2 separate regions of the Homo sapiens genome follow, and region 2 is linked to region 1. Evidence: read pairs that join two places in POLR2A ChIA-PET (ENCODE). Cell type or tissue: MCF 10A. All regions are shown on one strand.

What was found. ChIA-PET counts read pairs that join two places held together with the same protein. Peaks named below come from ENCODE experiments on the same cell type or tissue, not always from the same donor. Only the 100,000 strongest peaks of a DNase experiment are listed, where the experiment ranks them.
Region 2: POLR2A ChIA-PET joins it to region 1 with 5 read pairs; 3 of 35 experiments call an interaction of 5 or more read pairs at or near these places.

What each region holds. Positions count from the first base shown.
Region 1 is chr5:151,070,315-151,075,314 of GRCh38, reverse strand. All of the region lies in intron 1 of TNIP1 (TNFAIP3 interacting protein 1), which reads left to right. Among named protein-coding and RNA genes, the nearest start is that of TNIP1, 8.2 kb to the left of the region's middle. In MCF 10A, no CTCF peak of the experiment used is centred here; a DNase peak (open chromatin) is centred at 2,428.
Region 2 is chr5:151,277,120-151,282,119 of GRCh38, reverse strand. SLC36A3 (solute carrier family 36 member 3) reads left to right here. Exons shown (of 10, transcript NM_181774.4): 9 at 937-1,106; 10 at 4,459-5,000. The coding sequence ends at 4,727. Among named protein-coding and RNA genes, the nearest start is that of SLC36A3, 24 kb to the left of the region's middle. In MCF 10A, no CTCF peak of the experiment used is centred here; no DNase peak of the experiment used is centred here.

The sequences.
Region 1 (5,000 bases):
ATTGAAGGAGTCTCTCAGATACCGAGGGTAACACGCAGGCACCTACATGCTCACTCATCTGGTTTAAGAAATAACACATTTCCAATCAGTTGAAATTTCTCCTTCATCAGCCACCAACAAGAAACAAGTGTTCTGAATTTAGTGGGGTTTTTTTCTTGCATTTCTTTAAAGTTTTTTTTTTAATGTGTGCATCCCTAAATAATACATAGTATTTTTTTATGTTTAAAAATGTTATTTAGGCTGAGCGTGGTGACTCATGCCTTACTGGCACTTTGGGAGGCAGAGCAGGCAGGTGGATCTCTTGAGCCCAGGAGTTTGAGACCAGCTTGGGCAACATGGCCAAAACCCATCTCTGCAAACAATACAAAAATTAGCTGGGTGTGGTGGCGCATGCCTGTAGTTCCAGCTACTTGAGAGGCTAAGGTGGGAGGATGACTTGGGCTGGGAGGTGGAAGTTGCAGTGAACTGAGATCATGCCACTGCACTCCAGCCTGGGCAACAGAGTGAGACCCAGATTCATTCATGTTCGTATCTCCAGCTGTGGCTCATTCTTTTTTCACTGCTGTATAGTATTTCCTGATAGGAAATTGCCACAATGTATTTATTCATTTTTCTCTTCATTTTAGGTAGCTTTCAGCTTTTTGTTGTTAACACAAGGCATCTTTGGCTTTCATCTGAGTACCTCAGCCCCTGTCCAGCCCCTTTTCCTTCCTAGCTCCTTGGCAGCCATTACTGCTCCTGTCTGGGTAGCATTTTAAGGTTTACAGAGAACTCTATGGTTCCTACTTGGTCCTCATAACATTTCCATAGGGAGAAACAAGGAAAGTGAGGCCTACCCAGGGTCATTCGAGAAGGGATCATAGCCAGGATTTGAATCTGTGAAACCCTCTTTCCACCATATTTTGTATAAGAGGAATTCCCCAAAATTGGCATCTTACCTCTTGGAGGCAGGGGAGTTACAGGGTTAGATAAACTCTGGTTTCAGGCCATCCTCCTGCGTCTGTCTCTGGAGTAGCTGGGACTACAGGCATGCACCACTGCACTCAGCTCACTTAAATTTTTTAGAAAAATATTTTAAAATTTCCCTTTAAAAAAAATTACCAAATAGCACATGATTATTGGGGAAAAACCCCCCAAAACTCAAGCAGTACAAAAGATATAATGTAAAAAATGACAGTTGTCTTCTCTCTCCTTCCTTTCCCCTTCCTCTGTCCCTACTGTATTTAAAAACTAATTTTATAATTGTATAAGAACAGGACTAGATTTCCCATGTAAAGAGTTAAAATAGCATAGGTAAAATAAAAGTTTCTTTTGGTTTTAGTTCCTTACCGAGGTCCTTCTGTAGAGCAGTCTACTAGTAGCAGTTTGGTATGTATCCTTTGAGACTTTTTTCTTTTCTTCTTTTCTTTTTTTTAAGAGACAGAGTATTAGTCTGTCACTCAGGCTGGAGTTCAGTGGCATGATCATAGCTCACTGTAGCCTGAACTGCTGGGCTCAAGTGATCCTCCCACCTCAACTTTCCGAGTAGCTGGGACTCCAGGCATGTGCCACCATGCTCTGCTAATGTAAAAAAGTTTTTTTTTAATAGAGAATCTATTCTTGCTTTTTGCCCAGGCTGGTCTTGAACCCCTGGCCTCAAGCAATCCTCCCACCTTGGCCTCCCAAAGCACTGGGCTTCCAGGCCTTTTTCTATGCACATTTAAGATTCCGTATGTATACACACACACACACAATGTGTTTTTGAAAAAAATAGCATCCTGTTACACATATAAATCTGCACTTTGCTTTGTATTTTATGGGCATCTTTCTGTATCATTGCCAAGCAATCTACCCCATTCTTTTTGATGGCTGTATAGTATTCCATCGAATGAATGGTGGTTTGTTTAACCAGTCCCTTCTTGATGGACATTCAAGAATAGCAAAAATGTCTATTACAAAGCATGTGGCAGTGCATATTTTTGTCCAGCTTCTGTGTACTGATGCAAAGATCTCTAGATTCCTAGATAGGGTATTACTGAATCAATCAGTTACTTCTGCCCCCTTAGGTAACTCACACCTCCTCAAACACCCCTTTTTTTTTTTTTTTTTCTTTTGAGATGGAGTCCCACTCTGTCTCCCAGGCTGGAGTGCTGTGGCGTGATCTCGGCTTACTGCAATCTCCACCTCCCAAGTTCAAGCGATTCTCCTACCTCAGCCTCCCCAGTAGCTGGGACTACAGGCACCCGCCACCACACCTGGCTAATTTTTGTATTTTTAGTAGAGACTGGGTTTTGCCATGTTGGCCAGGCTGATCTCGAACTCCTGACCTCAGGTGATCCGCCCACCTCGGCCTCCCAAAGTGCTGGAATTACAGGCATGAGCCACCGCACCCAGCCCTCAAGCACACGTTTCTACATGAGAACTTTGTTCTCACCAGTTAGGCATACATGCAGGTTGTTGTCATTGAGAAAGGACATTCTTCAGTAGGTGACTCAGCTGTAAGAAAAGCAAATGTATACCCAGGCTCCCTCAATAGGAATATACTACCTAAAAGGGTGGAGGTGAAAGCCTGCATTTGGTCAGGCAAACCATGCCTGGAATGTTGGGTCCAGTGCTAGAACCAACTAGAGATAGTGTGGGGTAGAGGGTTGGTGGGGGACTGGAGGGGGGGCAGTCCCTATGTGGAACAGTATAGAGAAGGCTGCAGGTTCCAAATGTCCTCAGGGCTGGCTGTCATGCTGAAGATGGGCATCTTGTTCCTTATTCCAGGGGACCACAGAGGGGAGAGAAGGGCCAGTGGAAACAGAACTGGGAGCAGCCTAACTGTAGCCAGTGCTGGCTGCCCCAGGAATTGTTTTGGGGAGGAAGTTGGTGAGATCTGGATTGCTAAAGTTGGCCAGCTGGAGTCCCTGGGCTCCTCAGAGGACTGGGTAAGCACAGGATGGAATGTCCTCTGAGCTCCCTTCCAGCCTGAGATTCTAAACCCTGTTGACTGCAGGTGATGTGGGGCAGATTGCCACCTGGTTGCATATAAAGCTAGAGACATATAAAGGCAGGGGCTAGGAACTTGGGGCACGTTCTGGAGAACTGGAAAGTAGGTCTGGTTTCCCACCTCTGAGCTTCAGCCTGCCGCCTCTCCAGGCAGTGTAGAGCAGTGGAAAGGGCACTGATGTTGGAATCTGACAGATTGAGGCTGCATTATTTGTTCTACCACTAACCAGCTGTGTATTCTCAGGCAAATGACTTAACTTCTCTGAGTCTGCTTCCTCATCCATGTAGCTGCGTCGACTGGTTTCCTTGCTGGAAAGTGTGGATGATAATTTCCATATCTGTGTGGCAAGAAGAAAATGAGGTCATGTGCGTCATGATGCGGCCCAGCACCTGGCATACGGTAGCGCCTAACGAACTGTCACCCTCTCTCCAGCTTAGTTAGGTGCTCTCCAGTCCTCTTTTGCAGTGTGAATTCTGGCTCAGGTGTTTAGCGGGTGGTGTGTAATCTGGGCCTCGGAGGCTGAGTGGAGACAGTGGGGCCTTCTTTGTGGGTGACTCGGGAGGGGAGGATGAAGGACATGGGAAGATGTGTGCCATGTTGAGGAACACAGATCAGGCTTGGCCAGAGCCTGGTACAAGTTAGGCAGGAGGGGAGGACCTGGCACAGGGCTGCGGATGTCAGCTGAGGGTCTCTGACTGCCCTCGGGGAGGGGATAGCACCTATGAAAGCTCTTATGGGAGGACTGATGGGTTAGGGAAATCCACCTGGGCCTTAGAAGGGATTGGAGCTGGGGATTGGAGCCTTCTTAAGGTTAGAAGGTTAAAGAAAGTAGTGCTAATAAATTTCAGATCCTGAAATGTTAGAACTGGAAGGGGCCTTAATGATTATCCCGCACAACCCCCCATGTTATTACTATTTTTGCAGCTCCCTCTTTTTAGGTAACTGAGGCCTAGTGAGGGTTAAGATGTTCGCCCTAGTGTACCTTGACTAGATCCCACAGTTCTGGCGCCCCAGCTGTTACTATATGAGACTCTGTGTCTGCAGCCTCATTGTTGCTCAGTTGATTGCAAGGATGGAGGAGTTAAGTCTGGGCTCCTTGTTGGTGAGGATGCCAGGGTGCGGTCCTTGAATACACACTGTCTCAAGTATGTGCTGTGTCCTCACTCATGTGTGAACCTGACAGCCATCAGGAGAGCCCAGCCTGGTCCTTTTCTCTTTTAAATTAAAGACCTTATTTTTTATAGAGCAGTTTTAGGTTCACAGCAAAATTGAGAAGAAGGTACAGAGATTTTACATATACTGCGCCCCCCCCACCCCTAACAGGCATAGCTTCCCCCATTATCAACATCCTCCACCAGAGTGGTAGATTTTTTACAGTTGATGAATCTACATTGACACCACTGTCACCCGGAGTCCATGGTTTACATCAGTGTTCCCTCTTGGTGGTGTATGTTCTATGGGTTTGGACAAATGTGGAATGGCAGGTGTCCACCATTACAGTATTGAACAGAGTAGTTTCACTGCCTGAAAAATCCAACCCGGCCTTTGATGGATGGACCTGAGGCTGCAGTTTCCCCAGCCTGGAAATTGGTTGGGGAGGACTGGAGGTCATCATAACACAAATATGTGGACAGTTTTTTGTTTATGTCTGCAATGTGATATCATGGCATCTCACTTCCTTTCATCCTTGGGTGGAATTGCAGGATATTGCCCTTTACAGCAGAGGAAATGAGGCTCAGATTCCCAGTTGTTGGTGAGTGTGGCATCGTGGTTCAAGGGCTTCTTATAGCTACATGTTCACTAGCTATGGTGTGTCCAGGCACCCTGCTTAACCACAGTTAAATGGTGATATGCAGGTCACTAGAGAATAAGTGGAGGCCAGAACCTAGCTTACTGAGCTGACGGAAGAGCCTAAAATCCCATTAAAGGAGAGAACAAATGGGGAAAGCCTTGGCCCTTAGATAAGCTGGGCACAGTTGTGGGGTTGCCTCAGCCTTTTATTAAGCACCTGCTGTGTGTCAAATGCTGA
Region 2 (5,000 bases), 210 kb before region 1:
AAAAAAAACAAAGAAAAAGAAAAGAAATATTGGGTAAATAAAAGAGGAGTCTACATGTGTATGTGCATATGTGTATGCATGTGTGTGTGTGGATATGCATGTATGTTCCTACATTCTGTATGAGCATGTACAAACACCAATCATTTCTAGAAGGGCCACAAGAAAACTCTGAATGGTTGCCTATGGAAAGGGAAACTAGAAGCTAGGAATCAAGGGTGGGAAGAATGCTTTTCACTGTATGACTTTTGTACCATGAATTTTACTCTATGCATATATTGTCTTTTTTGTTTGTTTGTTTGAGATGGAGTCTCACTCTGTTGCCCAGGCTGGAGTGAGTGCAGTGGTGCAATTTCGGCTCACTGCAACCTCCACCTCCTGGGTTCAAGCAATTCTCCTGTCTCAGCCTCCCGAGTAGCTGGGACTACAGGTGCATGCCACCACGCCCAGCTAATTTTTGTATTTTTATTAGAGACGAGCTTTCACCATATTGGTCAGGCTGGTGTCGAACTCCTGACCTCAGGTGATCCACTCGCCTCGGCCTCTCAAACTGCTGCGATTACAAGCGTGAGCCACCACGCCCGGCTATTGTCTTTTAAAAAATTAAAAAAGAAGAGGCATACATTCCTGAGCTGCAGGCCTACTGACTCAGAATCTTCAGCAATAAGCACTTTTAATAAGCTTCCCGGATGGCCCTGATGTCCAATCTGGCCTGAATCATCTAACATTAGCCAGTTCTATAATTCAGTGAAAAGTACAGATTGAGTAACCCTTATCCAAAATGCTTGGGACCAGAAGTGTTTTGGATTTTGAAGCATTTCAGATTTTGTTTTGGATTAGGGATACTCAACCCATACCAGCTTCTGAGCAGTAAGTGAGTCCTCAATGGCCCTTCCGGGGAGCCACATCACCTTTCACATCCAATTCATGTGTCTGCAGGTTGTACCAGTCAGTCAAGCTGATGTACTCTATCGGCATCTTCTTCACCTATGCCCTCCAGTTCCACGTCCCAGCTGAGATCATCATCCCGTTTGCCATCTCCCAAGTGTCAGAGAGCTGGGCACTGTTTGTAGACCTGTCTGTCCGCTCAGCCTTGGTCTGTCTAACCTGTGAGTAGCATAAAAGGGCACTCTTTACCCAAAGCTATGACAGGGAGCCACGCTGGCGCCCACCCCACCATCATTGGATCTGCCACTTGCCTTCTTTGTGACCTAGGGTGGGATATTTCACCTCCCTGGACCTCAATTTTTCCACGTGAAAAAAAAGGGCTTAACAGAATTACCACACAGTAAATGTTATAGTCGTCTCTACTGCCTACACATAGAAAATAGATGCTGGCTGGTTTGTAGAAGAAGTATCATTCATTCAATCCTATATGTCAGGCACCGTACTGACATTATCCAATACTGATGATAGCCTAACAATGTATTACCATTAGAGGGAACTGTGGCCCAGATAAATTAAGTAACACACCTGAGTCATACACACTAAGTGACAAAGCTGGGATTTGAACACAGATTGTGTAACAACTGTTTTTCATGGTGCCATATTTCTTCTTATCATAAATTATGAACAAGTCCTGTATCATAAAGTGAGATTTAACTGTAGGGAAAAATCCCAGTGGGACTGATTTGTCAGTCTTGGAGATTATTTATTTATTTATTTATTTGAGACAGAGTCTCGCTCTGTTGCCCAGACTGGAGTGCAGTGGTGCTATCTCGGCTCACTGCAACCTCTGCCTCCCAGGTTCAAGAGATTCTCCTGCCTCAGCCTCCTGAGTAGCTGGGATTACAGGCACCTGCCACCATGCCCGGCTAATTTTTGTATTTTTAGTAGAGACGGGGTTTCATCACGTTTGCCAGCTGGTCTCAAAATCCTGATCTCAAGTGATCTGCCTGCCTCAGCCTCCCAAAGTGCTGGGATTACAGATGTGAACCATGCACCCAGCCAGAGATCATTTTTTGGCTGTACTCTTCTCTCTTCCCTCCCTTCCTTTCTTCCTGTTCCTTTCAATTCATTCATTCACTCACTCATGAGCACTGTTGTAGTGTTTGGGAAACCTCATGAACAGGGCTGGGGAATTCTTTCTTTGGAACATGTCTAGACGGAGGATCACAAACGATGACCCATGAGGAATGAGCAAAACAACAAGGGATGTTTTGCCTGGAGAAGCAAAGTCTCAGGAAATTTCCACATTTATCCTTAAACACCTGTGGGATTATTGTAAAAGTGAAGGGAGAAATTTAGTCTTCAAGGCTCCAGGAGTCAGAATTTAAAGTCATTGAAGGAATCAAGTTTCCGTACGGGGTCAGGAGAAACTATGCAATGCTTGGAGCTGTGCAGCAGAACATACTATCAGATAATAAGCTTTAAATGGCAGGCGTTCTATGAGCAGAAACAGCAAAATCCTACTTGGTTTGAGGTGTTAGAGTTCCCAGTCTGTGCTGAGACATCAGGAAGCTGTAAATAGTATTGTTTGTGATCATTCCTACTAGGAAGGGTGTAAGTTGACAAGAAAGACTGAGGAGCCTCTGAGTATCAGGGAATGCATGACTAGAGACAGTTGACCTTATAATGACATGTCCTGCTTTTGATATATGCTGAAAGTCCCATTCTTCATCCATTATTCATCCATCAATTCTATTACCCTTTACCCTTTATTCATTCAACAATCATTTGTTGAGCACCTACTACATACCTGGCATTGTGCTAGACACAAGGGATACAATGATGAATAATGAAGAAGATGTAGCTTCTGCCTTCACAGGACCTACAGTTGAGTGGCAAATATATGCAAGGAAATAATTACAGTGCATTGCAATGATTGTTAAGATGGGACATGATAATGCACCATATGATGGTTAAGATCGTAAGTAGAAGACACACTCTACACATAAGGGGGTCCTATAACTCAGCCTGGCCGAGCCAGGGAGTCCTCTCCAGTGGAGTGACACTTCAGTGAAGACCTAAATAAGTAGCAAATAGACGGAGGAGTGAAGAATGTACCACGGGAAGGGAACAGACTGTGCACAGACCTGAGGCAAGTATTGCCTATGGCCCCTTTGGAGAAGTGGAGAGTGCTGAGAGATGAGGTCAGAGCTTTGTCAGGGCCAAGTCCTAAGGGTCATTGTGCTGAGGAGTTTGGGCCATGCAGAGCCATGGAAAGGCACTGAGCAGAGGACTGGCATGACCAGAATGGAGCGTAAGGCCTTTCTCCATTCCACCTTGAATTATAGCTTTTCTTGCATGTATCTTCTCTGCCTCCTCGTTGTGAGCTTTCCTGGAAGACTGATGCTGAGTTTTCTCTATAAGCGGCTTATTAAACATTGGATGAAGGAAAGCTGTGGACAGGGACCTCCCATCGAAGGAGAATGCACTCCTAGCCATGAGAGTCTATGAGTCTCTCTTATGCTTGGACTGGATGTGTCAGAGCAATTTCAGAAAGAGGTGATTTTTTTAAAGATCCAGCAAGCTTGTATGGATGCTTTCCAGAACAGGCTTTCTCTATTTTGTTCATAGGAAAATCATATGATTGGAATATTTTAAGTAATGGATATCCCAAGTACACTGATTTGATCTTTACTAATTATATAAACATATTGAATTATCACATGTACCCCCAAACTACATACACATAGTATACATCAATGTAATAATTGTTTTAAAATAATAAATTTGCATAAAATTAAATCATATAAATTATATATTTACTCATTCAAACATTATTGAAATTGGACTCCCTTGGAAAATCTGTGATACTATATGCTCATCATGTGTATAAGAGATGGAATTTTAGGAGTGTGAAGAGAAGAGAAGGATGGGGGTTGGATAGCTTAATGCTGTCTTTGTGTTTTATGGCCTGCTTCATTACTAAGATCCTATTAAGAATAGAAAAATAAGTGGCTGATATTCGGACAGCAGCAGAAGCATCTCCCATTTTTTTATCCATCCTTGCTTCTAGACAAAGGCTATATTATATAGATACTACAAATGTTGGTTCTGAGCCTGGGCAAGAGTCAAGCACTTATTGAGCATCTACTGTGTATCAAGTTCTTTCTTACACATGAGAGGCAGCATAGTAGAGTGAAAAGGACCTTAGATGGGGCATCCCAGTGAATTCTCATCTCAGCTCTGTGTGACCTTGAACAAGTCCTGTTCCTTCTAGAGCTCTAGATTTCCCCATCTCTACAGTGGGGAGGTTATTAACAGGTAAGTGGTAGAAGAGCCCTTCCAATAAAGATTATATGTAAAAAAAAATCCAGTAGATAAAATATAAAAGGAGAGCATCTATATTACTAGTTAAGACAGGGGTGGGAGTTGCCTGACCTCCCCAAGCCTGCAGTAGGCTCCCTCCCACCTCTCCAAAGTGGTCTCTCAGGTGTCTGTGAAATTCTAGGGCTCCAAAGCAATGGCTTGTTTCTGAGCACATTCAGTGATTCTAAATATCTCCTTTCATTGCAGGTGTCTCAGCCATCCTCATCCCCCGCCTGGACTTGGTCATCTCCCTGGTAGGCTCCGTGAGCAGCAGCGCCCTGGCTCTCATCATCCCAGCCCTCCTGGAGATCGTCATCTTTTACTCTGAGGACATGAGCTGTGTCACCATTGCCAAGGACATCATGATTAGCATCGTGGGCCTTTTAGGGTGTATATTTGGGACATACCAAGCCCTCTATGAGTTGCCCCAACCCATCAGCCATTCCATGGCCAACTCCACAGGTGTCCATGCATAATTATCTGTTTTTATTCTAATAGCTCTCCCTTCCTCCCATCCCCAGTTTGACTTCCATGTGGATGTTATATACCTTCATCAAATCCCAACATCTCTATATTAATTAGTGGCGTCTTTATCTTTCCAAGAGAAATGCAGATGAGAAAAGTTAGCACTGATGTCTCTCAGGCTACACCTCTTTTGGTTTTATATTTTTTGGATGGCCTTTTGTACCTCTGAACCAAAATTAGATTCAACTATTCATATTATCAGCCTCATTTTATGGAAAAGGGAT